Regions from separate parts of the Homo sapiens genome. Here regions 1 and 2 are each linked to region 3. A link is a loop called in an ENCODE intact Hi-C map of the cell type or tissue named here. Cell type or tissue: heart left ventricle. All regions are shown on one strand. Each heading gives the region's core, and the rest is flanking DNA. Links, peaks and the distances in the headings are about the cores only. Region 1 overlaps CIT (citron rho-interacting serine/threonine kinase). Region 2 overlaps CIT (citron rho-interacting serine/threonine kinase). Region 3 overlaps CIT (citron rho-interacting serine/threonine kinase).

Region 1 (10,303 bases), core at 477-8,476, 85 kb after region 3:
GTCTCAAAAAAACAACAAAAAAAACCGCAATTGCAAGTGGAAATTTTTTTCTTTTTTGGCCTAAGCACTGTGCATGTGAATTCCATTAGATACCAAGTGCCATGTGTAACAGTCACCCGGAGAACTGTTCATGGAAAGATTCTGAGGCTCGATGAAGAGCTGCCTACGCCAGATTCACCAGCCCACAGTCCCAGCCCTGGGAAATATTTGCTAGGCTCTCATGATAGAAAGGAGCCCAATTCCTGTAGATTTATTTCAGTCATTTCCAAAGGCTGCAGAGTGTCCCATGGCATAGCTGAACACCTGTTCACTTAACCAGTTCTAATTAGGCAAAGCAGTAAGGCCATGCCCGTTTTGTTTGTAAGTGTAAACAACACTACGATGAACATCCTTGTACTAATCTTTTTGCACTTGTTAGATAGCACCCCCTGATTATAAGCTCCTAAAAGTGGAACTGTTGGATCAAAGACTAAACACACATACACATACAAGTATGTACATACGTATCTGTGTGAATGTTCTGAAATGCCGTCGTGGCCCAGATACCCTTCGAGGCTATTTTGTTTCTCTCTTGCTGCATAACAAGCCATCTGAAAGCTTAGTGACTTCAAACAACAGCTTATTATTGGCCCCAACTCCGTGGCTTGACTGGACAGTTCTGCTTCATGTGGTATCAGCAGGGCCACTGGGACAACTAGAAAGCCCAAGACAGGCTCACAAACATGGCACGCAATGAGTGCTGGCCATAATGTGGGCGCTTAGCTGCGGCTGGTGGCTGGAGGCCTTGTTGCTTTCCACGCTGGCTTCTTCCAAGAATATAGAAGCGGAAGCTGGCAAGCGTGCTCACTTCCACCACGCTCTACTGGTTAGAGCAGACCGCAGAGTCAGCCCAGATTCAAGGCCAGGGAACTGCACCGGGGCACGCATACCAGAGCCCATGACTTTAAAAGTCTAATACCAAGTCTTGCCACAAGGAATAATAGTGCTTTTTCCCTTTAAGGCAGAAAATATTTCCAGTCCTGTGTGCTCTAGTTTCAGTGACACTGTCATGCAGAGATAGAGTATTAAGAAGACCAGCAATGTCTAAATAGCTGTGAACCCAGTCTTTTTTTTAAAATAGAACCCAGTCTTTTTTTTTTTTTTTTTTTTGAGTCGGATTTTCACTCTTGTTGCCCAGGCTGTAGGGCAATGGCACAATCTCAGCTCACTGCAACCTCTACCTCCCGGGTTCAAGTGATTCTCCTGCCTCAGCCTCCCAAGTAGCTGGGATTACAGGCGCCTGTCACCATACCCGGCTAATTTTTTCTATGTTTAGTAGAGACAGGGTTTCACCATGTTGGCCAGGCTGGTCTTGAACTCCTGATCTCAGGTGATCCACCCGCCTCGGCCTCCCAAAGTGCTGGGATTACAGGCATGAGCCACCGCGCCCAGCCCGAACCTAGTCTTTTTAAAAATTGAATTCTTTGAAGATGTTTACAATCAGTTTTAAAAGGTATACAATGAAAAGTCTCACCCAGAGAGTCCATCTCCCAAATTCTCCATCGCTATTCCTCCAAAGAAAAAAAAGCTCATATGAGTTTCTTGTCCTTCCAGTACTTTATGCAAATACTAGCACATAAAATATATATATTCTTTTTTCCAGCTTTTTAAAAATCAGTAAGGCAGAATACTTCCCACATGATTCTGAACCTTGCTTTTTGCACTGAGCAGTGTACCTTGGGCATTCTTTCATATCTGTACAAAGAGAGCCTTTTCATGCATGTTTACAGCTGCACAGAATTCCATAGATGTATTATAATTTTTTTTTTTTTTTTTTGAGACAGAGTCTCCCTCTGTTGCCCAGGTCGGAGTGCAGTGGTGCCATCTCAGCTCACTGCAACCTCTGCCTCTTGGGTTCAAGTGATTCTCCCGCCTCAGCCTCCTGAGTAGCTGGGATTACAGGTGTACACCACCATGCCTGGCTAATTTTTGTATTTTTAGTAGAGATGGGGTTTCACCATGTAGGCCAGGCTGGTCTCGAACTCCTGACTTCAGGTGATCCACCTGCCTTGGCCTCCCAAAGTGCTGGGATTACAGGCGTGAGCCACCACGCCCAGCCAGATGTATTATAATGTATTTAGCCAATCCCTACACTGTACACTTGAGTTGTTTTCCATCTTCTGCTGTAACAAACCACACGGCAGTGAATATCCTCGAACATGCATGACTGTTCTGGCGCATAGATATGTATTTGTTGGGTGAGTTGCTTTACACAGGATTGCTGGGTCAAAGAATGCATTGCAGTCAGATTTTGATTTTCCCTCTTTTCACCATTCTTTGGCCCACACTGTGCCTGCATGGTGATCACACAGCCTACAGAGAACCCTATCTGTTTGTGACCCACTTCAACTCACTCGAAGTAATTGAGATCCAGGCACGCTCCTCAGCAGGGTAAGCATTGTCCTCCCATGCGTGGAAAACTTCAGCTATTGGGGTAGGTGTTGGGGCCGGCCGCATGTTCCTTCCTAACTTGCCTAGCAATGGAGGTAGCCTGCAATGAAGGTAACTGGAACTCTGGGACTCTGCAGGACCCCTGCCCGAGCGTACCTGGACATCCCGAACCCGCGCTACCTGGGCCCTGCCATTTCCTCAGGAGCGATTTACTTGGCGTCCTCATACCAGGATAAATTAAGGGTCATTTGCTGCAAGGGAAACCTCGTGAAGGAGTCCGGCACTGAACACCACCGGGGCCCGTCCACCTCCCGCAGGTAACCAGCTTCTCCTCTTCCTCAGTACCAGGGGCAACGTGCTTTTCTGCAAGGCAGAAGGAAGTGATACTAAACCAGTAGAATGTTTCCCAATCTTCACTTTGTTCTTAAGCTCAAACCATTCATTTGTTTGCGATCTGCGGCACTGAAATAACACAGACCATTATGAGCATCAGGAGAATTAGAAAATACCACCTTGCAAAAGTCAGAGGGGAGAGGTCTGATCTTTCTCTCCTGGGTATTTTCATTGGCTTGGTGAGAAATGGAGCACAAATTAGGCATTTATTGCTTTAGCAGGTATTCTGCGGTGCTAGTTGTTGGGCTTGTGGGGGAGGGAGAATGGTGAATAAAGCAGATGTAGCCCCTCCCTGATGGCACTCACAGCCCAGTGGGAGAGATGCTGGCAATCAGAGATTAAGGCATGGAAGGATGAGGCCCTGGTGGGGTGGTTGAAAGCCTGGACGTGGAGGTGAGGGAGGATTTCCCATCAGATACGAGGTGGGGGCAGGGAGACCAGTGAGGGGTGCTCAGGCAGGAGGGAAGGCAAGCCATGCCTGGAGGTCCAGAGATGTGAGGTCGTGAGAGCAGGTCAGGGACTCCTGGCCAGCCTCGTGCCTTCCCTGGAATGCGAGACCTCCTGAACAGGATTGGACTCAAACAGCCATTGATAAAGAAGCAGTTAAATAAATTAAAGTACAGCCCTGGGAAGGAATGTTGTGCAGGCATCTGGGGAAAAGAATGAAGAACTCACACTGACATGGAGCAATCGCCAAGACACATCAAGGTACAGGAGAGTATGCAGATATGCTGCCACTTGTATTAAAAAGGAGGGGAGGTGGTGCGGTGGCTCACACCTGTAATCCCAGCACTTTGGGAGGTGAGGGCTGGCAGATCACTTGAGCCCAGGAGTTCAAGACCAGCCTGGGCAATGTGGTAAAACCCTATCTCTACAAAAAATACAAAAATTAGCCAGGTGTGGTGGTGTGTGCCTGTAATCCCGGCTACTCTGGAGGCTGAGGTGGCGGGGACTGCTTGAGCCCTTGAGGCGGAGGTTGCCGTGAGCTGAGATCACACCACTGTACTCCAGCCTGGGCACAGAGTGAGACCCTATCTCAAAATCAAAAAAGGATGGGAAGGGCACTTCCAGAATTTCAGAGTAAGGACCTCTGATAACCTGTTTCTCCATAAAGGCAACGGGACCACTGGCAATTATCAAAATCAACTTTTCAGAGCTCTGGAAATTAACCCTAGCCCTCTGAGTGGTCTCTGTCAAGGCAGAGTCAAACCAAAAGAGTCAGGAGCACATGGGTATTTGGCACCTCTGCTTTTCCAGCAAGTTCCTGGGATCAAAACCACATTGAACAAGCATGTTCCAAAAAAAGGCCTCTTCTTAAAAGGCATTCTTTTTAAATTTTACTTCTTTTTGAATTGATAATCTAACCACAGGGCACAGAATTCAAAGGATAAGAAAGGTGTACAGTACAGAGCCTCTCTTCTGGGTCTCTCTTGCCTCCTAACTCTCCTCACTCCCTCTCCCCAGGTCCCCACCTGGGAAGGAACCAATTTTTTGAAGTTTTTGTGTTTCCGTTTAGGGATCCTTTATGCCAATACAGCCAGCCCTCTCTGTCTATAGGTTATGCCTCTGTAGATTCAATAAACCATGGATTGAAAATATTTGAAAAAATAATTGTGTTTGTACTGCACATGTTCAAGCTTTTACAAATTGTCATTATTCCCTAAACAATATAGTATAACAGCTATTTACAGAGCATTTACATTGTATTAGGTGTTATAAGTAATCTAGAGATGATTTAAAGTGTACAACAGGATGTGTGTAGGTTATATGCAAATACACTCCCCCTACTTTTTTTTTGGGACAGGGTCTCTGTCATCTAAGCTGGAATGCAGTGGTACCAGCTCACTGCAGCCTCGACCTCTGGGCTCAGGTGATCCTCCTACCTCAGCCTGATGAGCAGCTGGGATTACAGGTGTGTGCCACCACACCCAGCTAATTTTTGTATTTTTTGTAGAGATGGAGTTTTACCATGTTGCCCAGGCTGGTCTCAAACTCCTGGGCTCAAGTGATCTGCCCGCCTTGGCCTCCCAAAGTGCTAGGTTTATAGGCTTGAAGCACTGTGTCTGGTCCTACACCATTTAATATAAGAGATGTGAACATCCATAGATTTTGGTACCCACAGGAAGTCCTGGAAGCAGTCCCCCAGGCCACCAAGGGACAACTGTACAACCAAATGTACAGTCAGATCCACTGCCCTGAGAATGGGTCTTTTCCACGGAGCGTCGCTAGGCAGGTCAGATAGCAACAGTTTTCTGGGGATGGGGCTTTTTGGGGAGCTTCAATCCTGATCTGCTCCCTCTAGTGGCTACTAGACTGCTGGTTTTCACAGCTACTGTGGTTCCAAGGACATTGGTTTCAACTCTTCCACAGATCTGGGGAGAGGGGAGTGGGTATGGGGCAAGTTGAATGTCACAAAACATTCGGTTCTTGCTGAGATTCCTTTGTTTTTCTTGCATAAACACTCTTTGAATTGTTGCAGGCCTTTTTTGCAACATGCTTGTTCAGTGTGGTTTTGATCCCAGGAACTTGCTGGAAAAGCAGAGGTGCCAAATACCCACGTGCTCCTGACTCTTTTGGTTTGACCCTGCCTCGAGAGTGGCCGCGCAAAGGGCTAGGGTTAATTTCTAGAGCTCTGAAAAGTTGATTTTGACAACTGCCAGTGATCTTGTTGCTTTTATGGAGAAACAGGTTGTGAGAGGTCCTTAGTCTGGCATTCTGGAAGTGCCCTTCCCCTCCTTGTTTATTTATTTTTTATTTTTATTTATTTATTTTTTTTCGAGGTAGGGTCTCACTCTGTGCCCAGGCTGGAGCACAGTGGCGTGATCTCGGCTCACTGCAACCTCCGCCTCCTGGGCTCAAGAGAGCCCCCGACTTCAGCCTCCCCCCGAGTAGCTGGGACTACAGGCGCCCGCCACCACACCTGGCTAATTTTTGTATTTTTTGTAGAGACAGGGTTTTACCACATTGCCCAGGCTGGTCTTGAACTCCTGGGCTCAAGCAATTTGCCTGCCCTGGCCCCCCAAAGTGCTGGGATTACAGGTGTGAGCCACTACACGCAACCACCCCTCCTTTTTAATACAAGTGGCAGCATATTCTGCATACTCTCCTGTACCTTGATGTGTCTTGGCGATTGCTCCGTGTCAGTGTGAGAAGTAGTTATTCATTCATTTCTCCCCAGATGCCTGCACAACCTTCCTTATCAGGGCTGTACCTTAATTGGTTTAACTGCTTCTTCATTAATGGCTGTTCGAGTTGTCTCCAATCTGTTGCTGCAATAAATGACTTTCTCCTTACGTCATTTTACATGCTGAGGAATCTATCTGTAGGATAAATTCCTAGAAAAGTGTGGGTGAATGGGTGATGGCTGATGTGGATTTGTAAATCTGATGGACAGTGTGGAGTTTTCTGCCCTGAAGGCTTCTCCCATTTGCCATCCCACCAGCTGCGTGTGGAAGTGGGACTGGCCTCGTCTTGACACAGTGCTAGGAGCTAGATCCAGCTCGAGGTGTAGGAAGTTTGAAACCTTGGCCTGCAAAGAAGGTCTGAGATTATTTAACCCCGGGAATAAATGACCTAAGATAATCTTCTGGATTATTATAAGGTGTGTCTACCTTCTAAATAGTTATGTGGACTCCATACCATGTGCCCGACATAATGTCTATGGCTGGGGATACAGAGATGTAGAAAGCATGTTCTTATATTCCAGGAGCCCATAATTTGGTGGAAGAACCACAACTAATATTACAAAATACCAAGATCTTGGGCAAGACTGTCCTAATGAATAATCTCTCTTTTGTTGATGTATAGGAGTTAATTAATCTGAAATGTTTGGTTAGTGTGGTTTTAACCTGAGGAACTTGCTGAAAAACCAGAAGTGCCAATAATTAAATGCTCCTAACTCTTGGCTTGGCCCTGCTTCAAGAGTGACTGCTCAGTGCACCACAGTCCTCCCCTGAAAATGTCTAGATCTTTTTTAAGTAGTTCCCAAGTCATGCCAGAAACACATTGAAATATTGTAATTAGATTTTTTTCCTCCGTTGCCTCACTGGATAGGTGGCCAGGCACCTTGCTTTTGAGATTATATAGTCTCTCAAAGGAGTTGCTTACTGTGCGATCAAAACAGTTCCAGTTCCTGAGAACGAGGGGCAGAAAAGTGTTTGCTTTCCTGTGGCATGTCTGGAAAATCAGTAGTTGGTTATCTCTTGGCTTATAGAATGATCTTTTGGTCGCTGACTTCTTTGGGCAGTTGAGAATGTAGAAGGTTGGCTTTCTGGGTCTGATTCACTGCAGGCTTCGTTGCCCTGGTCTGTTTAGCAGAGCAGGAAACGTAACTCCTTGCCAAAAAACCATAAAATTGATGTGGTAGATTATGGGTCATTAATGGATAAGGAGATGGAAGACTGCCCACTTGGCTTGGAATGACGGGTGTGTTCCTTCCTCCCGTTAATCTCAGCTGACGTCCTGAATGGCCTTCCCTTGAGCAATCCTTCTTCCCCTGGCCAGTGAGCACCCTCTCATTTGTTTTATGATAGTTTCTTGTGGACACATCTTATCATTTCTTTTCCATTACAAGTAGGCTTAATGTAGTTCTCCTACTCGGAATTTATTTTTTTGTTTGTCTTCCAGATTTCAAAGCCATATGGCTAGAGATGAATATAAACCTTGATTTCAAGATGTTGAAATCTGAGTTATCTTAAATCTTACTGCTGCAGAGACAGGGGTTCTGGCCTTCTGAGCATTCGTTGTCTGAATCTCCAAACGTTACAGTTGCATGGGAAAGCAAGAGCATGGCATGAAACTATTCACTATGAACTGAGCCCTTATGAAATTATCTCTGCACACCAACTTCTCTGTTATATTGTAGAGGAGGAATTGGCAAACTTTTTCTGCACAGGTTTAGATGGTAAATATTTTCGGCTTTGTGAGCCATATGGTCTCTGTCTCAGCTGCTCAACCCTGTTGTGGTCATGCGGAAGCAGCTGTAAGACAATGCATAACCAGATGGGCATGGCTTCATTCCAATAAAACTGTATTTATAAAAACAAGCATCTTCCGGATTTGGCCCTCAAGCCTGTTCTAGAGTCTCTCCTTCCACAATAAACACTGTCTTTGCTGTCGCTTCTCAATTATGGACGTTGACAGAAGAGGTTCTGATACAGTTAGACCAATAATTGAAGAAAGAAATGAACAAGTTGATAAAATTATAGCCTCTTCCAATGAGAAGGATTTAAATATCAAGGATTAAGATAGTCCTTTGGGAAAACACTTTTCTTGTTTTAATTTTTAGTTTTAGTTTTTTAGAAGCGGGGTCTTGCCATATTGCCCGGGCTGGTCTTGAACTCCTGGGCTCAAGCAATTCTCCTTCCTTAGCCTTCCTAATAGCTAGGACTACAGGCATGCATCACTGTGCCCGGCTTTTTCAAATATTTTTGAAGAGCCTTCTTTAGGATCCACTGCAAAAGTCCAATGTGTCCAACGTTGGTGTCAGAGCATGTTAGCAGCAATTTTGTTGAGACAATTAGCACAAAACAAATCATTCTGTGATTCATGCTTGGTTCATTTTTGGAATCAGCATGTAATTGCATTGTAATTTAAATACTAAAAATATCTAGCATAAAATAAGTTTATATTCCAAGATAAAGCCTCAATCAAACAAAATATGTTTTCAAGTAATATTCACTGTAATTTTTTTCCTCCATTTTAAGTAGGGCCTTTTCCAAGCACAAATTATGCTGAGATAATAGGGACCCTAGTACTTTTAGAGCTGATCAAGGGTGGGAAAGAATTGACTCAGAAGGCCACATTTCAGTTCTCTCTGTGTTTGTAGGTCTTACTACATCTTCAGAGAGGGAGTTTGGCCCCTGGGTCTGCTGAAATCTTCATTTGAAATATCCAGGCCAGGAGTGGGTGGAGGATTGGGTTGGGTTGTACAAAAAGGCCGCAGTGTTTTCAACTGCTTGGTTACTAATTATCAACCTTTGAGGCCTGGGACGTTTTCTGAGCCCGCTTTACTTTGTCTGCCCTGCTCAGTTTCCTGACTCTATCAGGCCTGATCCCTACACCTCTCGGTCGTCTTATTGTCATGACTGAGAACCATCCACCTTCTGAGCATCTGCATTTGCATCAGGTGTCAGAGACTCTTGGAAAGCCACATGGGGGCAGAGGTGACCAAACACGAGGCCCAGGAGTGGGACAGACATGGCAGTTAACAGTGATCAGTACAGGGTTTCTCCAAACTGCTTCCTTGCACTGAGGGCCTTTGTGGGTCCCTGACTTCTGGGTCTTAGTAGGCTGACCTCCTAGTTGATGACTTCCTTCTGTGCCTTCTAGGCTCTGGGAAATAGTAGGTCAGTAGGATATTATATGGGGCTTATGACATCAAACTGGTCTTTTTTTTTTTTTTTTTTTTTTGAGACGGAGTCTTGCTCTGTCACTTAGGCTGGAGTGCAGTGGTCCGATCTTGGCTCACTGCAACCTCCGCCTCCCCAGTTCAAGCAATTCTCCTGCCTCAGCCTCCTGAGTAGCTGGGACTACAGGCACACGCCAACACGCCCGGCTAATTTTTGTATTTTTAGTAGAGACGGGGTTTCACCATGTTGGCCAGGCTGGCCTCGATCTCCTGACCTCGTGATCTACCTGCCTCGGCCTCCCAAAGTGCTGGGATTACAGGTGTGCGCCACTGCGCCTGGCCTATCAAACTGGTCTTTATTGGAATCCCAGCTCTACCACTCATTAGCTCAGGCAAGTCACCTAACTCCTGTCTGTCCCCATTTTCTTGCCTGTACAGTGAGGGTCATGCTTGTTCATAGCTCAGGAGCTGCTGTGATGATTTAATGAGATAATGAGAGATGGCAGATGAAGAACTTAGCACAGGCCTGGCACACAGTAGGTGCTCAGTAAATGAAAGCCTGCACTGAGGAAGGTGGGTTGTCTTTTGTTGCCATCTTTGCTCTCTTCCCTGTCTTTGCTACCAAAATCAAATGCAGGCAAAGTCCAAAGAACTCCAGGTCTAATCTCTTGATAATCAGTGGTGAGGCTGGGTCAAGGAGGGGGTTGCTCAGGTAAGAAGGAAAATGCCCCTCTGGGGTTGTGGCCTCGCAGCTCCCTACGTTCCTCTTGTGTCGCCAGCAGCCCCAACAAGCGAGGCCCACCCACGTACAACGAGCACATCACCAAGCGCGTGGCCTCCAGCCCAGCGCCGCCCGAAGGCCCCAGCCACCCGCGAGAGCCAAGCACACCCCACCGCTACCGCGAGGGGCGGACCGAGCTGCGCAGGGACAAGTCTCCTGGCCGCCCCCTGGAGCGAGAGAAGTCCCCCGGCCGGATGCTCAGCACGCGGAGAGAGCGGTCCCCCGGGAGGCTGTTTGAAGACAGCAGCAGGGGCCGGCTGCCTGCGGGAGCCGTGAGGACCCCGCTGTCCCAGGTGAACAAGGTGAGGCAGCATTCCGAGGCCTGTGTGTCTGTTGCGGAGGCCAGGAGT
Region 2 (10,303 bases), core at 1,849-9,848, 76 kb after region 3:
TAACTCAGATGCTAATTAACAGCTGCCCCAGAGATACCAATAGCACTCGCATTTTGCATTTGGAGCTCAGATCAAAATACGGGCTGAGCTAAGAGCATATGTGCGTTTCTGAGCATTTCCAGGAATAACTTGGCCTTAACCTTCTCTTGGTTTCTCTGGATGGTTTGGTCATAAACAGATCAGCCTCACGATGTCTTCTGTTTTTCTTTTCTTTCACCTATGAAAAGAAACTGCTTGGAAACTCCCTGCTGAAACTGGAAGGTGATGACCGTCTAGACATGAACTGCACGCTGCCCTTCAGTGACCAGGTAATGCTTGCATGGGCACGGCCAGCTGGTGTCTGGTTACAGCCACACCCCATCAAGAAAGAAAGGGCTGTGGAGGCCTTGTTGCTCTTACTAGAGATTGTTCTGGTGACGTGACCGTGCTTATGTTCTGCCTTCGGACTTCTGCCCTTGCAGGTGGTGTTGGTGGGCACCGAGGAAGGGCTCTACGCCCTGAATGTCTTGAAAAACTCCCTAACCCATGTCCCAGGAATTGGAGCAGTCTTCCAAATTTATATTATCAAGGACCTGGAGAAGCTACTCATGATAGCAGGTGTGAGGCCAAGGACATGGTGTTTTTTCTTTACTTTCAAGGGAGCCAATATGTTGAAGCCACGTTTCATGCTCGTAAAACACAAAATAGTAGAGAGGAGCCGTTGTAGCTCTTATCTCTGTGTCCCCATAGATGCCCAAGCCTCAGCTAATGGACCCCCTCTGTCCAGATTCAGTTCCCTTCCAGTATCCAGTTTAGCACAGTCTGACATTCCCAAAGAACATCCCACTGTTAGGCCAAGTGAAGAGTGCTAAGCCTCGAAGACTATCTAAAGCCAAACCCTTTGTCCTGATTGCAACGAAACCACCGTGGGCCCTGACCTTCTGAGAGCTTGCTTGCTCTGTTAACTCTGTGATCTCTCTCAAGTCACCATTTGCTAATATTTTGTCATAATTTTTTTCTCTGTCTTCTTAACACACACACACACACACACACACACACACACACACACACACACACACACTCTCTCTCTCTCTCTCTCTCTCTCTTTCCTGAACCATTTGAGAGTTAGTTGCAGGTATGACGCCAAGTTCTTCAGTATATCAACCTAAGGATTGAAGACATTCTGTCACATAACCAGGGTACAGTTTATTTCTCTCTGTCTGTGTTAGTGACATTATTTTTAAAGGGGAAAAGAGTAATATATCGATTCAGTGTTCAAAACAACAACAGTTAGGTCTTGTTTCAGGCATGGCTGGATCCGGGGACTGACATACTATGGACAAGAACTGGCCTTTCTTAATCTCAGCTCTTTTTCCTCCGTCTCTTCCTCTCTTCCTTATTTTATTCTTTAGAGCAGTTTTAGATTCACAGCAAAATTGAAAGGTACAGAGAGTTCCCATATACCCCCGTTCTCATATATGCATAGCCTCCCCCACTACCAACATCCCCCACCAGAGTGATACGTTCGTTAGAGTCAGTGAACCTACATTGACACATTGACAGTGACACATCATTGTCACCCCAAGTCTACAGTTTACATTATAGAGTTCTTTCTTGGTGGTATACATTCTATGGGTTTTGAAAAACATATAATGACATGTATCCACACATAGAGTATCATATAGAATAGTTTCACATACTATAATTTCTGCATTTAGGAAATTTACCCTTACTATAATACAAGTATCCGCTATGCTGCCCATAATTGGATTTTACCTGTGGCTTCTATAATGTCCCAGAATTTGCATTGCATTTAATCATGTCTCTCTAGTCTCCTTTAATCTGAACGGTTCCTCAGCCTTTTGTCTCTCCTGACATCCACATATTTGGATAGTCCAAGTCTGTTTTTTCATAGAATGCCTCCTCATTCCTCCCTCACACATTCGTTCTTTACTTTGCTGGGGAGCATGTTTGAAAGTACAGTTCACATTCTCCAATTTTATGTCTGCAGAATTCCACCCTCCTCAGAATCTTGACTAAAAGGCCAAATGTTATTGTCTTAGATTTAAATCATGGACTTGGGCCGGGCGTGGTGGCTCACGCCTGTAATCTCAGCACTTTGGGAGGCTGAGGCGGGCAGATCACAAGGTCAGGAGTTTGAGACCAGCCTGACCAACATGGCGAAACCCCATCTCTACTAAAAATACAAAAAAAAATTAGCCAGGCGTGGTAGCATGCACCTGTAATCCCAGCTACTCAGGAGGCTGAGGCAGGAGAATTGCTTGAACCCAGGAGGCAGAGGTTTTAGTGAGCCGAGATTGTACCATTGCACTCCAGTGTGGGCAACAGAGCAAGACTCTGTCTCAAAAATTTAAAAAAAAAAAATAAATAAATCATGGACCTAAAATGTGTTTATATGGATTTGTGGAAAACTCAGATCATCTGTGTGGCCTCTTGTGACTTTTACTTGTGACTAGAACTAGAACCACCATCCCGTACCTTTACTTAACGGCTTCACACTGACGAGAGGTTGTTCCTTTTCCTGTTCAGGAGAAGAGCGGGCACTGTGTCTTGTGGACGTGAAGAAAGTGAAACAGTCCCTGGCCCAGTCCCACCTGCCTGCCCAGCCCGACATCTCACCCAACATTTTTGAAGCTGTCAAGGGCTGCCACTTGTTTGGGGCAGGCAAGGTAAGCTCCCCTCAGAGTCCTAGCTGGTGGAATGTTCTGGAAATTGACACTACCTCTCTTCCCACAGAGCTCGTTGATTTGACCTTCAAGATAGTGTCAACTTAAATAACAAACAGAGAGGGGCTCTCTTGAAAGAAAAGAGATTGATTTGGGAACAGGGCTTTGCAATGGGAATACACGTGCCATTGTAAACTATGTGGGTATCTAGGGAGATAAAGGAAGACAGAGGTTTGTAAGTGAGGATTCCATAGTCTTTTTGAAATAATTATCCTTGGCTTCAAAGATTAATAACAAGACTGACGCTTGTCTAAGGTTGGACAGATAGTCACTGGGCGGATGTCCTTGCAGAAGTATTTTTTGTGTAAGATTGCAATGGCCTGGCCGGGCGCGGTGGCTCATGCCTGTAATCCCAGCACTTTGGGAGGCCGAGGCAGGTGGATCACGAGGTCAAGAGATCAAGACCATCCTGGCCAACATGGTGAAACCCTGTCTCTACTAAAAATACAAAAATTAGCTGGGCACGGTGGCGGGCGCCTGTAATCCCAGCTACTCGGGAGGCTGAGGGAGGAAAATGACTTGAACCCAGGAGGCGGAGGTTGCAGTGAGCCGAGATTGCGCCACCGCACTCCAGCCTGGTGACAGGGAAAAAAAAAACAGATTGCAATGGCCTTTGTGGTTTTCGTCGAGTCTCTTTTTTATCAGGCACACAAGTGTGAGAATCCTCTCTTCATGGCCTCCTCCTGCTCTAATGTCAGCGTTTTGTTAACATTGGCAGCTCCATTTTGATTCTGACAACTTTCACAATTGTACATCCTCAAACTAGGTTAAATTTCTGTTGCCTCCTTTAGGCACGTGAAATAATTTGTGTAGCCATGAAATTTGTACAGGTTTTGAATCTAAAATAAATGTCTGAGAGCAAAATGGGAATAAAATTAACAAAACTAGAAGGATGATCCATAATTTAAAAATAAGTGTGTTTGCATGTGCGTGTGTATGTCTGCTGTGTCTGTGAGAGAGAGATGAACCTTAAAAAAAATCTAATGTGGATCTCCATGTCTGAACTAGATGAAAGTATGTTTCATTACTAGAAATTTAAAAATTCGAATTTATGACATTTACATAACAAAGTTCATGAGAACTCAAGTTAATTCATTTGTAGCTTCTGGCATATTGAAAAGTGGCACATAAAATACCTTTGTTTGCTTCTTTAGTCAAAAAGTCAAAAAATAACAGATGCTGGTGAGGTCGTGGAGAAAAAGGAACACTTATACACTGTTGGTGGGAGTATAAATTAGTTCAACCATTGTGGAAGACAGTGTGGGGATCCTCAAAGACCTAAAAATGGAAATACCATTCAACCCAGCAATCCCATTACTGGGTATATACCCAAAGGAATATAAATCATTCTATTATAAAGTCACATGCATGTGTATGTTCATTGCAGCCTACTCATAATAGCAAAGACATGGAATCCACCTAAATGCCCATCAATGGTAGACTGGATAAAGAAAATGTGGTACATATACACCATGGAATATTATGCAGCTCTAAAAAAGAATGAGATCATGTCCTTTGCAGGAACATGGATGGAGCTGTAGGCCATTATCCTAAGCAAACTAATGCAGGAACAGAAAAACAAATACCACATGTTTTCACTTATAAGTGGGAGCTGAATGATGAGAACACATGGACACATAGAGGGGAACACACACACTGGGGCCCGTCAGAGGGTGGAGGGTGGGAGGAGGGAGGGGATCGGGAAAAATAACTAATGGATACTAGGCTTAATACGCAGGTGATGAAATAACCTGTACAACAAACCCCCATGACATGAGTTTATTGATACAACAAACCTGCACATGTGCCTGTGAACTTAAAAGTTAAAGTAGAAAATAATAAAAAAGAGTGTTTGCGGGTATATATACATGTACATGTATAACTTTAATTAAGTCTGAATCAGGTGTTTATAGACCCCCTGAGGCTACTGGCGTTCTGCTGTTGAAAACCATCGCATTTTGACCCTCAGAAGAGAGCACACTGCACATTTGTTCATTCAGCCGCTCAATCAACATTTTTTTTTTTTTTTTTTGACACAGAGTCTTGCTCTGTCACCCAGGCTGGAGCACAGCGGCACGATCTTGGCTCACTGTAGCCTCTGCCTCCCGGCTTTAAGCGATTCTCCCTCTTCAGCCTCCCAAGTAGCTGGGACTACAGGCACGCACCATCACAGCAGGCCAATTTTTGTATTTTTAGTAGAGACAGGGTTTGACCATGTTGGCCAGGCTAGTCTCGAACTCCTGGCCTCAAGTGATCCACCCACCTTGGCCTCCCAAAGTGCTGGGATTACAGGCATGAGCCACTGCACCTGGCCAAAATTTTTTTTTTTTTTTTTTTTTTTTTTTTTTTTGAGACAGAGTCTCACTCTGTCACCCAGGCTGGAATGCAGTGGTGTGATCTTGGCTCACTGCAGCCTCTGCCTCCCAGGTTCAAGTGATTCTTCTGCCTCAGCCTCCTGAGTAACTGGGATTACAGGCATGCCCACCATGCCCAGCTAATAAAAATTAGTTTTTTAAATTAGAAATTATTTTCATTCTAATATCTGAACTGTTCAAAAAATGTATGGAACATATATGTAAATCATAAAGCCTAATAATGTCGTAAGCATCCACACACTCACTACCCAGTCCAAGAAATAGAACATTGCTAACAATTTCCCTTTTCTTGTGTGTTCCTCCCTTATCCCGGCCCATCTTCATTCTCCCACTGTACCAGCTGCTGACCTTCGTGCCAGGACTAATTTGAGCAGTAAGCCTCATTTGGTGAATGATAAACATCTGGTTGTAGCAGGAGACGTTAAAAGGGTTTCAGCTGTTCTAGAAAAAGAGCGTTTTGATGTAGAACTCTGCACGTGTATGAGTTCTTAGCTAAGAACTTTTCCTTTTGGATTGAAATTTTCTCTAAATGTGGGCCGGGTGTGGTGGTTCACACTTGTAATCCCAGCACTTTGGGAGGCCGAGGCAGGCGGATCACTTGAGGCCAGGAGTTCGAGACCAGCCTGGCCAACATGGCAAAACCCCATCTGTACTTAAAATACAAAAATTGGCCAGGCATGGTGGTGCGCACCTGTGGTCCCAGCTACTTGGGAGGCTGAGGTGGGAGAATGGCTTGAAGCCGGGAGGTGGAGGCTGCAGTGAGCCGAGATCATGCCACTGCACTCCAGCCTGGGCGACAGAGTGAGACTCCGTCTCAGAAGAAAAGAAATTTTCTCTAAATTCGTTTAGCAGTCTCTACCACCTTTCCTCTCCCTTCCCTCATTCTGTCTTCTCCCTCCTCACAAGGGAAGTTTGTCAAAAGATTCTGTCTCCAGCAGAAGGCACATGTGTGGGAAAGGTGTGTGGTGTCAGGTGCCTCCCTGAGGCCTTCTCTGGATCCCAGGTAAAGCCTTGGTTCTCGACCAGGGGTAATTCTGCCTTACCAGGGGACATTTGGTAATGGCTGGAGACATTTTTGATTGTCACACATTGAAGTGCTGCAGGCATCTAGTGGGTCAAGGCCAGGGATACTGCTCATATCCTGCGATGCCCAGGACAGCCCTCCCCCCACCACACAGAATGATCTGGTCTGAATCATCAATGGCGCTGAGCCTGAGAGCTTTTCCTAGTTTTGCCCCACAGCCGGTATCACACTGGTGACAGTCTTTTTCTTTTCTTGGTTGCTTTTCAGATTGAGAACGGGCTCTGCATCTGTGCAGCCATGCCCAGCAAAGTCGTCATTCTCCGCTACAACGAAAACCTCAGCAAATACTGCATCCGGAAAGTAAGTCCTGGGCCTTGCCTTGGTTGAACGTGGGAAAGCCAGTCCTGCTCTCTCAGCGAGCCAGTGTGGAAAGTGCACTGTCCTGGGACACAGCCTGTACTGGGTTCCTTCTACCCTGCGGGCCTTTAGCCTGGGGTGACCTCTGTCGTCAGCGAGATCCTTCCTTTGTGGAGGATTCCCCAGGGCCACTAGTAGCTGCGGTTTCCCTCCTGCTTTTCTTCTCACATTTGCGAACTGCCTCCCCATCCAGCCCAGTGAGTTCAGCCTTTTGTTAGAACAGAAAGTTGACTGATAGGAAAAACCAGTGGAAAAAAAAAAGGGGGGGCTCTTTCTAAGATCCTAGCAGTCCCAGGTAGCACTTATCAGAATCTTTCTCAAATTCTAGAGGTGTCTATTAATATAACCTTCTGCAATAACCAGTGCTAGCAGTATTTTGATATGTAATTAGGGAGCTCCTTCTTTTCGGAGCAGAGTGAGCTGTGATGATGACTGCAATATGGACGAGATGTGTGTTAGATCCTTAAATCTGCCTGGCTTCTGGAGAATGCTGTCTGATGTCCCTACCTCGGAGTGTCCCACTCCTCCTAAGCCTGATATATTTCTGGTGCTTTCATGATTAGTCTCAAAAATGAAATGAGGCTGGGCATGTTGGCTCAGGCCTATAATCCCAGCACTTTGGGAGGCCGAGGAGGGTGGATCACTTGAGGTCAGGAGTTTGAGACCAGCCTGGCCAACATGGTGAAACCCTGTCTCTACTAAAAATACAAAAATTAGCCGGGCATGGTGGCGGGTGCTTGTTATCTCAGCTACGTGGGAGGCAGAGGCAGGAGAATTGCATAAACGTGGGAGGTGGAAGTTGCAGTGAACCGAGATTGCACTACCGCATTCCAGCCTGGGCAACAGAGCAAGACTCCATCTCAAAAAAAAAAAAAAAAAAAAAAGTGAAATGAAGGGTGAATAATATATAAGGGTCATTACCTGTTAGAGAAACTGTTCCATTCTGGGCAGGGTGGTGTTAGTTTAGTTGGTGTGTTCATTGGGTGCCCACCCTGTAAGGGACTGAACTGGCTGTTTTACAAGCACCTTTCACCACAGTTCTGAAAAGCAGAGACAGTTATTCCCAATTTTCAGGTAAGACAACTGAGGCTGGCAGAAAATCCTCAGTTACAAAGTTGAGGCCAGAACTGAAGTTTGATTTTTTTTCCTAGCATTTCACTATATCGTGCTTCCTCAAAGTTTTCCCATACTTAGTAGGTGACCAAGAAATATTCAGTGATGATGATAATGCTCACTAGAATTTGAACTGTTAGCTTCAGGAAAATTCTCAGAAATCATTGCTTCTTTATGATTCCCGGCCACACATTTTGAATAGGTGTGCCTGGTTTTTTGATGACATTAGGATTGGCCTAAAAACAACTAAAAATAATCAGGAAGCAGGTAATTAAGATGACAATAATGATGATCATGATGATGACTGCATAGGTAATATAGGTTCAAACTAGAAACTTAGAAGCTAGCAAAAAGAAGGAAACCAAAACCATTGCTGCTGACCACCACTGTTAATAGTTGTTGTATTTTTCCTGTATTTTTTTTTCCTGTGATAAGAATGTTGTATTGTTCAAGATCTGTCTCTTCATTGGAATGCTGTTTCTTTCTTTTCTTTCTTTTTTTTTTTGAGACAGAGTTTTGCTCTTGTCGCCCAGGCTGTAGTGCAATGGCACTATCTCAGCCCACTGCAACCTCTGCCTCCCGGGTTTGAGCGATTCTCCTGCCTCAGCCTCCTGAGTAACTGGGATCACAGGTGCACACCACCACACCTGGCTAATTTTTTGTATTTTTAGTAGAGACGGGGTTTCACCATGTTGGCTACACTGGTCTCGAACTCCTGACCTCAGGTGATCCACCTGCCTCAGCCTCCCAAAGTGCTGGGATTACAGATGTAAGCTACTGCGCCCAGCCTGGAATGGTGTTTCTGACCCCACCTTTTTTTGGCTGCAGTTTGACCTTGTTTTCTTAGTTTTGGGTTGCATGGAACAATAGGAAGAGAAAACAAATGGATCACTGTTCATCCTGAGAGGCATGAAAGGTGAATGGGGCGTGTGCAGTGGCTCAAGCTTGTAATTCTAATGCTTTGGGAGGCTGAGGTGGGAGGATTGCTTGAGCCCAGCAGTTTGAGGCTGCAGTGAGCTATGATCACACCACTGCACTCTAACCTAGGTGACAGAGCGAGATCTTGTCTCCAAAAAAAAAAAAAGATGAATGGCTCTCTATGACAACGTGAACAAGCTTGGTGACAATGTTCTCCAGGGCTTGGCTAGATGCTGTAGGCAGAAGCAGAACAGCTGTGGACCTTGGCTGCCCTGTGTTACCTCTCACATCCTTCTCTTCTGCTCTCATGTCTCAGGAGATAGAGACCTCAGAGCCCTGCAGCTGTATCCACTTCACCAATTACAGTATCCTCATTGGAACCAATAAATTCTACGAAATCGACATGAAGCAGTACACGCTCGAGGGTAGGACCCACCTCCACTTTCGCACCCACCCATGGCTCAGGCCGCGCTGAGACTCAGAACTCACTCCTGAAGCCCCGCTTCTCGCCTGCCTTTACAGAATTCCTGGATAAGAATGACCATTCCTTGGCACCTGCTGTGTTTGCCGCCTCTTCCAACAGCTTCCCTGTCTCAATCGTGCAGGTGAACAGCGCAGGGCAGCGAGAGGAGTACTTGCTGTGTTTCCACGGTGAGTCGTGGCTGCGCCCACTGCCCTTTTGGGTCCTCATGGACACTAGGGACCCATGAGGGGTTGGAGGAGGGTACATGGAGCTCTGGGGCAGGATAGGTTTGACTAGGGGTACAGAGAATGTCCTTCCAGCACCACCAAGTCCCCTTGGGGATGCTCCTCTCCATCACCAGATACTAGCGTGGTCTAACTTTATCACATTCTCTCCAAAGAGCAGGCAGTTTTTTCCTCATCCATCCCTTGCCTTTCTTTCTCTCCCTTTCCTTTCTCTTACTCTGTCCTCATTTCGTCCTCCCCTCCCTTCCCCTCCCTTTCCATCCTTCTATCTGTCCTTTTCTTTGTTGCATTCTTTCTTTTCTTTCTTTCTTGGGTCCTCCCCTCCCCCTCCCCATCCCCTCCCTCCCCTCCCCCTCCCCATCCCCTCCCTCCCCTCCCCCTTCCCTTCTTTCCTGAGTCTTTCCGTCTTTCCCTGTCTGTCCTCCTTCCTCCGGATCGCTTCATTCCCCTCTCTCTCTGTCTCTTTCTCTTTCCCTCTCCTCCTCTTATTCCTTTCCTTCTTTTCACTTGAGTTCTCTTTCTTTAATAAAATTTAATAAATTAAAATAAATTAAATTTAAAAAGTCCCTCATTTTTAATAAAGCTGAGAGCTGGCTCAGCAGAGGGCCTCTGGTTTTCACAGTCAGTCCCATCTGGCCAGGGGTCCCTGGGCTCTGCTCCTCATTCTTCCATCACCATGTGTGTCGCTGATGCCCCTGCTCTTGGCTGTGCTAATGCCCACGTGCTCTTGACACCTTGCAGAATTTGGAGTGTTCGTGGATTCTTACGGAAGACGTAGCCGCACAGACGATCTCAAGTGGAGTCGCTTACCTTTGGCCTTTGGTACGTGAGGCTCAGTGTGGGGGCTTCTCTTTTGCCAGCAGCTGGTGTCCTGGAAAAGAATTGCATCCGGGTGCGGTGGCTCACGCCTGTAATCCCAACACTTTGGGAGGCCGAGGCGGGTGGATCATGAGGTCAGGAGTTTGAGCCCAGCCTGACCAACATGGCGAAACCCCATTTCTACTAAAAATACAAAAATTAGC
Region 3 (10,241 bases), core at 1-8,000:
GACTCTCAGGACAAGTGTCACAAGGTATTTATTTCCGCAGCCGGCCTCCTTCCTTGCTCCAGGATCCTCCCGTCCGTATATGCCAAGGGATCCGCCCGGGGCCGCTGCTGGCTCTGAGCCGCCTGATCCGTAGAGAGTGAGGCGCTCCTGCCTTCGCTGAAGTCGCGCCTCCAGCAGCTCAGAGGGAGATGAATTCGGGCCTTGCTGTTGCTGTAAATCCTTTAAATCTAAACCAGAGGAGGCCCTGGATTTAAACAGTCCGTTTCTCAGCATGACCCAGCCAGATGTCTGCTTCTTCCGGCAGGTGGCCTGGGTCCTCACCTGTGGCTGAGATACATCCCATCTGCTTTGAGTGATGCGAAGTCTCTCTTCCTAGTCTTTTAAAACTCCTGCTTATGTCACTGCGGCCACTGTGTTGATTACGCTCAACGTCTCTTAACATTCACTGTTCCTGCCCAGAGGCAACGCTCTGGAAACTAATAAGTCACTGCTTGCCTGGGACTCCTAAGAGTGCAGACGAATAAATATCTCCTTGCCCTGTCCTGGATTTGTCCTCTAGATCTTTGCAAGGAGATGGGGGGGGATCAAGATGGATTTGGGATAAAATTAAAGTGACGTCTGCAAAAACAAAACAAAAACAAAAGCAAACAGGTGAAAAATGATGATTGTGGCTTCCTTGCTAACTGGGTTAGAGAAGTGATCAAGTGTGAACCGGGACTTGAATGAGAGGAGTGACTTAGCATTTGGTGACTGTCCTTAACGAAGAACTGTGCGCTCCTGGGCGAAGAAACAATGGTATTTCCATCCCAACTTAACTTTTGGCGAATTAGCCTTAGCCCAGACCACCAGGTGGTTTCGGAGGCTACTTGAGATGTGATTGCTCCTAATGAACCTCCACGGGCCTTTTTAACCTGTCGATGTGTTTATTTCAGATGGAGCAGGAAATGACCCGGTTACATCGGAGAGTGTCAGAGGTGGAGGCTGTGCTTAGTCAGAAGGAGGTGGAGCTGAAGGCCTCTGAGACTCAGAGATCCCTCCTGGAGCAGGACCTTGCTACCTACATCACAGAATGCAGTGTGAGCCTTCCCTGAAGCCCCCTTCCCTTGGAGGTGGCACTTCCTGTTGTGTGTGTCTCATCCTGTTTCATGATGGCTCCATGAGGCACATCACAGCCAATGGCAGAGAGTAGAGAGAGGGAGAGCACAAAAGCAAGATCTGTGTTTTGCAGAGTAGTGAGAGCCAGGCGTAAGGTCCCCAAGAAATGAGATTGGACTCATTTCCAGCAGAAAGTGCAGGTAGACGGCTGGTACCATGGAGTCTGGAGATGGGAGTAATCCATCTTTGCCGCAAGTTGCAAAAGATCTTAACATCTCCCATCCCAGCCTCTGTGGTCTGCGTTGTGTCTGACATGAGCAGCCTTGAGAACCAGACTCCCAACTATGTACAAGAAAACTTACTTTCAATCTTCCTGACATCAAATTTTCCATTGGCCAGAACCAGTGTAGTGACAAGAAAATAGCCTTGAAAACCCAGACCCTCTGTCATTATTTACCATGTGACTTTCATTTTTTCTTTCCTTCACAAGAGTAGACTGTCTTCTTCTCCATTGTCTTGTTAAATTTTTCATTCAGGTGTTTTTTAATGTGCCCAATTAAACAGTCTCAAGAAGTTGAATCACACATTTCTAAAGTTTTTTTCACAAGGGAGAGGAAATCTATAGAACGTGGCTGATTAAGAATAACTGCTATGTTTCCATTCCAGACTTGGCTGCCTTTCAGTGGTGGGTGAAGTTATTCAGCTATGTATTTCAGATATAGATTTCAGTGCCATTGAAGCATTAAGGGATTCTTATGGATGAAAGGTGTCCAGGAAAAATAAGCCAGGAGGTAGAAATAGACCACTTGGAGTCTTAAATGACAACTGGGCAGAGGATATGAAGTCATTGCTACTTTGAAAGAGGCATATGTACTTTAGGGCCCACAAATAACTGTAGAAAACACTTTGTAGCTATCCACATGGTGGCTGTAATAGCTACTGGGTCTTAATAGGTTTTAGTCCTGAACATGCAAGTAAGTATCTCCTAGGACAGGTAGATGGTGGCAGGAGACAGGCTGATGCAGTTTCCGGCTGGATCCCTAAGGTCACCAGGTTGAGATGATGTTTCTTGAACCAAGGGGTTTTACAGGATGGAAACCGGAGTCGGCAACCAACTGGAAGTTGTGAACTGTGGTCCGTCACTCGAAACTGTCCTGGTGTCTGCGAAGCAGCTTGCAGCTCTCTTAATGAGTCTTTTCAAACAAAGCAGGATCCACAGGGCATCCCTATTAAAATTTTTGCTTTCTGCAGAGCTTAAAGCGAAGTTTGGAGCAAGCACGGATGGAGGTGTCCCAGGAGGATGACAAAGCACTGCAGCTTCTCCATGATATCAGAGAGCAGAGCCGGAAGCTCCAAGAAATCAAAGAGCAGGTAGGCCTGCTTGCCTGGGAGCACAGCAGCATCTCGGCTTGCTTGGACCTCTAATTTCAGGAGAGGCGTGTTTGAGAGAGAAATAGGAAGAAAGGGAGAGAGAGAAAGGGTGGGGGCAGAGTGGAAGAGAGACAGGTATGTAGGTCATTCAGAAACTTCAGATTTCTCATAATTTATATACATCATAGAATGCTTGTTCCAGCTCCTTTTGAAGCTGATACCCCATAATGTCTGCTTTTAAAAATAAAGATGTAGGTTTAGAGCAAGAGTGGGCAGACTTCAGCCTGTGGGGCAAAGCTGGTCCAACACCTATTTTCTATGGCCCACAAGCTAAGAATGGGGTTACGTTTTTAAACAGTTGGAAAAAAAATCAAAAGTAAAACAATATTTCATGACATTTGAAATTTATATGAAATTCAAATTTCAGTCTCCATAAATAAAGTGTTTTTTTTTTGGAACACAGCCATGCTTGGTAATTTGCATATCGGCCCTGGCTGCTTTCAGGCTACAGAGTCAGAGGTGAGTGGTTGTTACAGAGACCATGTGGCCTGCAAAGCTGAAACTACTTACTATCTGGCTTCTTACAGCAAAAGTTTGCCAATCCCTGCTTTAGATGGTTAAAAACAATTAAATGTTTTAATAGCTTCTCAGATGCACTTTTAAGTTTTTGAGTGAAGCCAGGCTAATTCATAGTTTTACTTACATAAAGAAATATTCTAGAAGAGAAATTTGAACCATTCTGGTCAAGGTCAAGTCAGGATTAACACTGCCTATCTGAGTGCAGAAGGCTGTCCCCTGTGTTTTCAGAAAGGAGAATCGAGACCTTTAAAAAGCCCACTCTTTTTTTTCTTTCTAAACGGGTTTTCTTTCTAAATGGCTCATTTTTGTATTGCCTCATTGTTTCCTTTTTAGCATGGATTTTTGTGTCTTTTGAAAAACTGTAAATAGAGACTTTAATGAAGAGATGGCAATGAGCAATTGGAGAGCTGAACTATCAGCTGCCAGGCAACTCTCATTCACTTCAGAAAATCTAATGGAAACACTGATAGAAATGAACATTTCTGTCTCTGGGTAGCACAAACTTAGCCATCTGGCTGGAGCTAATGCAAGAAACTTCTGCAAATAACTCTATCCATTAATTACTCTTTAAAAAAAGAATTACTGTCTTTGGAGTTTTGTTGGCATATTTATCATCTGAATATTTTAAAGTTGTGATCAGTTAATATTCTGTTGCTTGATAAAAACATTATAAATAAACGTGCATAGGACGGAAACCCTGTAAAGGATCATCAGATCTCTGAATAATGCAGTCTTAGAGGTTTTGAAGGCTGCACATTGGCTTTGAGAAATCTGCTTTGACAGTTGACTCATGCTCCTTTTATCAACATAGTTTTTCATCCTAAAAGTTTCAAGAGGTAGGAATCATTTTCTCCCATTAGTTCAACATACCTGGAAATTTACTTTTGGTGACATCCTGGGGAAATGAAAGCTGTGTTTGGCCACCAGAGGGAGCAGCTGGTGTCCATAGATTCCTTAGAAACGGAATTATCAGGACGTTTTGAAAAGGTGTATGTTGGTGGCCGAGTTCAAAGACACGTCTTTTATGATTCATACCACAGTTGGCATGCATGTGGAGTCTTAGATTTAATGACTGCTAAAAGTTCCATTGTGGGGAAGAAACGTGGTTTCAGATTTGATTTTTCATCGGAACAAGGATTTATTTTATGACTTTTGGTAAGTTTTGTGAGAGCAGGATGTTTGCAGACTGGGAGAAAGCTTTTAATGCTTGCAGCAAACTTTCAGTATTTAGTTTGTGGCATATTGATTTTTTCTAGACTTGGGATTTATTCCCTGATCTTTCTCTTAAAAATCTAACTTTCTATATCGCTCTTTATTTTTTTGAGATGGAGTCTCGCTCTGTCACCCAGGCTGGAGTGCAGTGGTGCAGTTTCGGCTCACTGCAGCCTCCACCTCCTGGGTTCAAGTGATTCTCCTGCCTCAGCCTCCTGAGTAGCTGGGACTACAGGTGCACGCCGCCACACCCAGCTAATTTTTGTGTTTTTAGTAGAGATGGGGTTTCACCATGTTTGTCAGGCTGGTCTCGAACTCCTGACCTCCTGATCTGCCCGCCTTGGCCTCCCAAAGTGCTGAGATTACAGGCATGAGCCACTGCACCTGGCCGGCTCTTCATTTTTTTAAAAAATATTTTACTTCCACCTAGCTACCCCCTCTAGAATATTTAGATTTGGTTTAAAAGAAAAACACCTCAAAGACTCATGTGAAATTTGATTCCTAGATCATTACTAGCAATTTCAGCTTCTTCCTTGCTCCCCTACTCAGGAAAGGAGACAAAAGTGTGGGTAACACAAAAGTCACTTGTGTTCCATGGTTTCTGAGTGAATTGCATCATACCTGATCCTTCCTCCCCACAAAATTCTGAAGCTCCATTCAGAAGACTTGCGTTAGGTGGGCCTTGAAACCTGTCTGCAGTTCCCCATCCTGACCTGACTCACACCTACCAGTCTTTCATTCCATCCTGAGATACCACAGCTCTCTCTCAGCTGATCTTGCAAACAGACCTGATGATCACCTCTCAGGTTTTTCCTGAAGCAGGGATTTGGTTAGCTGCTAGATTTATAGGATTTCCTTGAAGTATCCTGCACAATATCAAAGGATCCACAAATGAGTTAGAATTTTCTTTTGATGCTTGTAGGAGACTGGGTGCCCCGAGAGCTTGGAGAGCTGACAGAGTGGTTGCCTGATTCCTGCCTTCCTCCCTCTTATGTGCTGACAGCTCAGGGAAGAGAGATGTTGGGGGGAAGGAACAGACACTCTGTCCTTGCTCTTGACAAAACACAAAAATTACATTCCCTTCTCGCCGACATAAATTCAAGAAAGAAAAGTGAGCTTGAGGACAAAAGATGCTCAAGATTTGGTGTCCATGCCTGTAGCCAGGACTGGCTTTCCCATTAGCTCTAGCAGGCACGGTATCTAGGGACCACTTTACTTTTAGGGTCTCACAAAATGTTTTAATTTTTTCATCAGAAGAAAAAAGTTGGGCTTAGGTCAAAGACACTGTTTTCATAGATGATGTTAATATTTTTGTATTTATAGGAGCACAACTGTAAAATGTAATTTTTAATTTTAATTTTTATGGAGGAAGGCAAGACAGGCTCAGTGCTCACAGTTATGAAAGCCATAATATGGCTCTGCTTGAGGGGGTCCAGAAAAACCGATATTCCATTTCACATACAGCTCATGTTCTGGCCTGTGAATTAATTAATTAATTAATTAATTTGAGATAGAGTCTTGCTCTGTCACCCAGGCTGGAGGGCAGTGGTGTAATCTCAGCTCACTGCAACCTCTGCCTCCCAGGTTCAAGCAGTTCTCCTGTCTCAGCCTTCCAAGTAGCTGGGATTACAGGTGCTCACCACCATGTCTGGCTAATTTTTGTATATTTTGTAGAGATGGGGTTTCACTATGTTGGCCAGGCTGGTCTTGAACTCCTAACCTCAAGTGATCCGCCACCTCGGGCTCCCAAAGTGCTGGGATTACAGGCGTGAACCACCATGCCCGGCCTGCCCTGTGAGTTTAGATAATTGTGAGCAGGTTATAAAGATCTTTGGTTATATAATCCAGCATTGCCTGCTTAGTATGCATGACCCAGGAAACCTGTGTGCCCCATGATTCTGAGGATTGACCTTCAATAACAGTATGCTTTTGGGTGGGAGAGAGTGAAATGAGACCCGTGTTCCATTTTGGGCTGTTTTTTCCTTTCTCCTTTACAGATAATAGAGGGAGAGGTGTGCTTGCATGGAAACCATCCAATTTTCATAAGAGCAGCACATCCCCTTTAATATGCTCTGGGGGGGGGGCGTCACCTGCTACAATGGGATAAAAGGTTTCCTTTATACCCTGTTATTCAAAAATTGCAATTTATCAGTTAAAAGAATATCCTTGCTCAGTCGATTATTTCTTGGGAGAAATATTCAAATATTCCTCACCAATTATTTCTTGGGAGAGTGGATCTCAGAGATGTTACTGAATATTGTGATTTTTAAAGACATTCTTGATTCAATTCCTTGTTCATTTCGTTTTGTATCTCTCTCGTCCTCACCCCACAAGTCACCTTGGATTACATAAATGCTCATTCATAATCCTTATACTTAGCCTTGATTTTTGCTAACACAGAATATTTTTATACTTTGTCCAAAAGTTTTCAAAATCACTGGCCATTTCTTTTGGTGAGCCCAGTTCTGAGAAACTTCAATGTAAATGTTTTGATTTTAGAAATGCATTTTGGAAAAGGTTGGGCTGTTTGGATCACTTAAAGGGTTTGCTCAAGGGAACAGGAAGGTTCTTTCCTTGGAATTTTTCTCACAAGTTATTTTGACCGAAGCCAGTGTTTTGTGACTCTTCCAGATTTCAGGGTGACTTGCATTGCAGGAGTGATGTTACGGTCATCATTCAGTTTTGAGCCCAGAAAAATTAATGGTGAGAAACTGACATGATGAGTTTCACCTTCCAGAATTCTTTCCACTGAGATTTTCAATTACCCTCTTGTGCTGTCTGAAAGGTTAATTTTAAAACTAGTACCATATCCAATTTGTGTTAGGAGCACATGACTTCTAAAGGACAAGTCTATATAAATGATTACCCTTGGCGGAAAACTACATGTAAGCAGTTTATCCTTGTTGTTTAAAGAACATCCCTTTTGGCTCTCCTGTGTTAGGCCTTAAGGTTCTGTGCATTTCGTATGGTGTGATTTGCATGTGTGTTCCCGGTGGTTTTGCTAATGACATATGCTCTACATTAAAAGTGTTTTTTTTTGTTTTTTTTTGTTTTTTTGAGACGGAGTCTTGCTCTGTCACCCAGGCTGGAGTGCAGTGGCGCGATCTCGGCTCACTGCAACCTCCGCCTCCCGGGTCCAAGCGATTCTTCTGCCTCAGCCTCCTGACTAGCTGGGATTACAGGCGTCCACCACCACACCTGGCTAATTTTTGTGTTTTTAGTAGAGACGGGATTTCACCATGTTGGCCATGCTGGTCTCGAATTCCTGACCTTGTGATCCGCCTGCCTCAGCCTCCCAAAGTTCTGGGATTACAGGCATGAGCCACAACACCCGGCCAAAACAGTTTTAAGGTTTAATATTTTTTTCTCCCTCATCTTCACCCTACACTTCTCACCTTTGCCTACTTGGTGCCTCATTCTGGGTCCATCTTTCTACTCCCCTCGTCTCTAGGTCTGTAGGTTGTTTTTTTTTGAGACGGAGTCTTGCCCTGTCACCCAGGCTGGAGTGCAGTGGCGCGATCTCGGCTCACTGCAACCTCTGCCTCCTGGGTTCAAGCGATTCTCCTGCCTCAGCCTCCCAAGTAGCTGGGACTATAGGCCCGCACCACCACACCCAGCTAATTTTTGTATTTTTAGCAGAGACAGTGTTTCACCATGTTGGCCAGGATGGTCTTGAACTCCTGACGTCAGGTGATCCACCTGCCTTGGCCTCCCAAAGTGCTGGGATTACAGGCGTGAGCCACTGCACCTGGCCAGGTCTTTTCTTTGCCAGTCTCTCTTCACTGTGCATCTTCCCTGTGTGGTTAATACTCTTCCATCCTCACTGCCTGTCTATTCTTTTCGGAGTTCGAAAGTTCTCTTTTATTTCATTGCCTGCTCTTTAGGAGTACCAGGCTCAAGTGGAAGAAATGAGGTTGATGATGAATCAGTTGGAAGAGGATCTTGTCTCAGCAAGAAGACGGAGTGATCTCTACGAATCTGAGCTGAGAGAGTCTCGGCTTGCTGCTGAAGAATTCAAGCGGAAAGCGACAGAATGTCAGCATAAACTGTTGAAGGTAGTCAGCCACCCTCCAGGAGGGTGCTTTTTGGGTAAAATTGTACATGATCTTAGCAAGAAAAAGGAGAACCTAGTTTAATGAGAAACAACCTAGTTTGAGAAATAGTAGGATACCTTGGAAAACTCTTGGTCTTTATTTACAGAAGATAACATTATTCTTATTTACTATTATTATCTTGGTCACAGAGACCAAGAAAGTAGTCTACACGACTTTTTTAGGTTGTTGAGATTTCCCAATATGTTGTGTCTTTTTAATTACAGGCTAAGGATCAAGGGAAGCCTGAAGTGGGAGAATATGCGAAACTGGAGAAGGTATACTTTCCATGATTGGTTTTGCTATTAATATTTTGGGTAGATAACTTTTTTCATGTTATTATCAGTGGCCCATCATTGATGAAGAGTATTCTTCATCAATGAATAGAGACCTCTCTTCGAGGCTTATTTTGATAGTCCACCTTTGGGTGACCACATATGACTTTATGGCTCTAAAAGAGGTAAAAGACAGCTCATTTTTGTCACACCTGCCCACAGCAACAAACCCAGACACTTAGTAAAAAGTATAGGAAAATTGTTATTGTTTTAAAGGACTGAGCGACTTTCTCTTTTTGCCATTTGTATGTTGCTGGTCCTACATGCATCATCAACATGGAGCTTTGCACTGGGACAAAGTCTTCCCTGAGAGGCCACTGTTCTTCCTCTCCCTTAATAGGTTCTGGAAACCCAAAGAAAAAGACCCCATAGAAACCTCAAGAGAATAGGACTGCAATAAATGTAGCAAGATGTTAATGCTGATTTGCCTTTTGCTTTATTTCCTGGGATTTTAATTATAGATCAATGCTGAGCAGCAGCTCAAAATTCAGGAGCTCCAAGAGAAACTGGAGAAGGTAAGCCCAAGGTGATTTTTCAGGAACTTACCCCCCACCACCTCCTTTCCAAACATCTTTGCCTTGTCCCAGAGCACGAAAGATGAAAGAAACAGAATTAGTCACCCAGCGCTGAGGAAAATGAAGGGGGAGTGAGCGATTACCTGAAAATATCAGAGTTCTGAATATAGTTTTTCCTTTTGAGACATGTCAGCAGTGTTTATTTTTAAAAACCAAGCTGTGTGAGACTCTCAAGTAAAAGTTCTAATTATACTACGACAGAACCCAAGAGGCCTGCATCTCTCGCCTCAGGGGGCCTGGCACCTCATTTATGCACATTTGTAAGAGAAGTAGTTCCCCACCCAAACTGCTTTCTGCCAGCAGGAGGCCTGCCCTGCAGAAGGCTGGAGGAGCCATGGGGTTGTCACGTGATTGGGAAGGGGCGTGGATTTGGTTTATAGCATCCTGCAAAGTTTGTGCTAATGGCCCTTTTATTTCATTGTTTAATTATTTAATTAAAAAAAATTTTTTTTTGAGATGGAGTCTTGCTCTGTTGTCCAGGCTGGAGTGCAGTGGTGTGATCTTGGCTCACTGCAACCTCCGCCTCCTGGGTTGAAGCGATTCTCTTGCCTCAGCCCCCTGAATAGCTGGGATTACAGGCATGTGCCACCACGCCTGGCTAATTTTTGTATTTTTAATAGACACGGGGTTTCACCATGTTGGTCAGGCTGGTCTCGAACTCCTGACCTCAGGTGATCTGCATGCCTAGGCCTCCCAAAGTGCTGGGATTACAGGCATGAGCCACTGCGCCTGGCCAACTTATTTAACTTTTTTGAGACAGGGTCTCACTCTGTCACCCAGGCTGGAGTGCAGGGCATGATCATGGCTCACTGCAGCCTTGACTTCACACGCTCAGGTGATCCTCCCACCTCCGCCTCCTGGGTAGCTGGGACTACAGGTGTGCACCACTACACCCAGCTGATTTTCTGTATTTTCTGTAGAGATAGGATTTTGCCATGTTGCCCAGGCTGGTCTCAAACACCTGGACTCAAGTGAACCACCTG

The links. A loop is a pair of places that touch in the nucleus more often than their neighbours do. Peaks named below come from ENCODE experiments on the same cell type or tissue, not always from the same donor. Only the 100,000 strongest peaks of a DNase experiment are listed, where the experiment ranks them.
Region 1: a loop joins it to region 3, with 2.2 times the contacts of the local background. A loop is called at or near these places in 18 of 110 quality-filtered maps.
Region 2: a loop joins it to region 3, with 2.7 times the contacts of the local background. A loop is called at or near these places in 20 of 110 quality-filtered maps.

Annotation. Positions count from the first base shown.
Region 1 is chr12:119,690,103-119,700,405 of GRCh38, reverse strand. It overlaps CIT (citron rho-interacting serine/threonine kinase), which reads left to right. Exons shown (of 48, transcript NM_001206999.2): 45 at 2,352-2,430; 46 at 2,568-2,747; 47 at 9,952-10,255. Among named protein-coding and RNA genes, the nearest start is that of MIR1178, 18 kb to the left of the region's middle. In heart left ventricle, for the core only: a CTCF peak has its summit at 5,128 (motif pointing left); no DNase peak of the experiment used is centred there; H3K27ac peaks cover 1,621 bases.
Region 2 is chr12:119,700,545-119,710,847 of GRCh38, reverse strand. CIT (citron rho-interacting serine/threonine kinase) reads left to right here. Exons shown (of 48, transcript NM_001206999.2): 38 at 228-308; 39 at 462-597; 40 at 2,530-2,669; 41 at 6,393-6,485; 42 at 8,890-8,998; 43 at 9,096-9,224; 44 at 10,023-10,103. Among named protein-coding and RNA genes, the nearest start is that of MIR1178, 8.0 kb to the left of the region's middle. In heart left ventricle, for the core only: no CTCF peak of the experiment used is centred there; a DNase peak (open chromatin) is centred at 6,600; H3K27ac peaks cover 1,306 bases.
Region 3 is chr12:119,774,743-119,784,983 of GRCh38, reverse strand. CIT (citron rho-interacting serine/threonine kinase) reads left to right here. Exons shown (of 48, transcript NM_001206999.2): 11 at 1-24; 12 at 933-1,076; 13 at 2,347-2,466; 14 at 8,142-8,312; 15 at 8,576-8,626; 16 at 9,145-9,198. Among named protein-coding and RNA genes, the nearest start is that of MIR1178, 66 kb to the right of the region's middle. RefSeq lists an enhancer at 9,148-9,749. In heart left ventricle, for the core only: a CTCF peak has its summit at 3,969 (motif pointing right); a DNase peak (open chromatin) is centred at 123.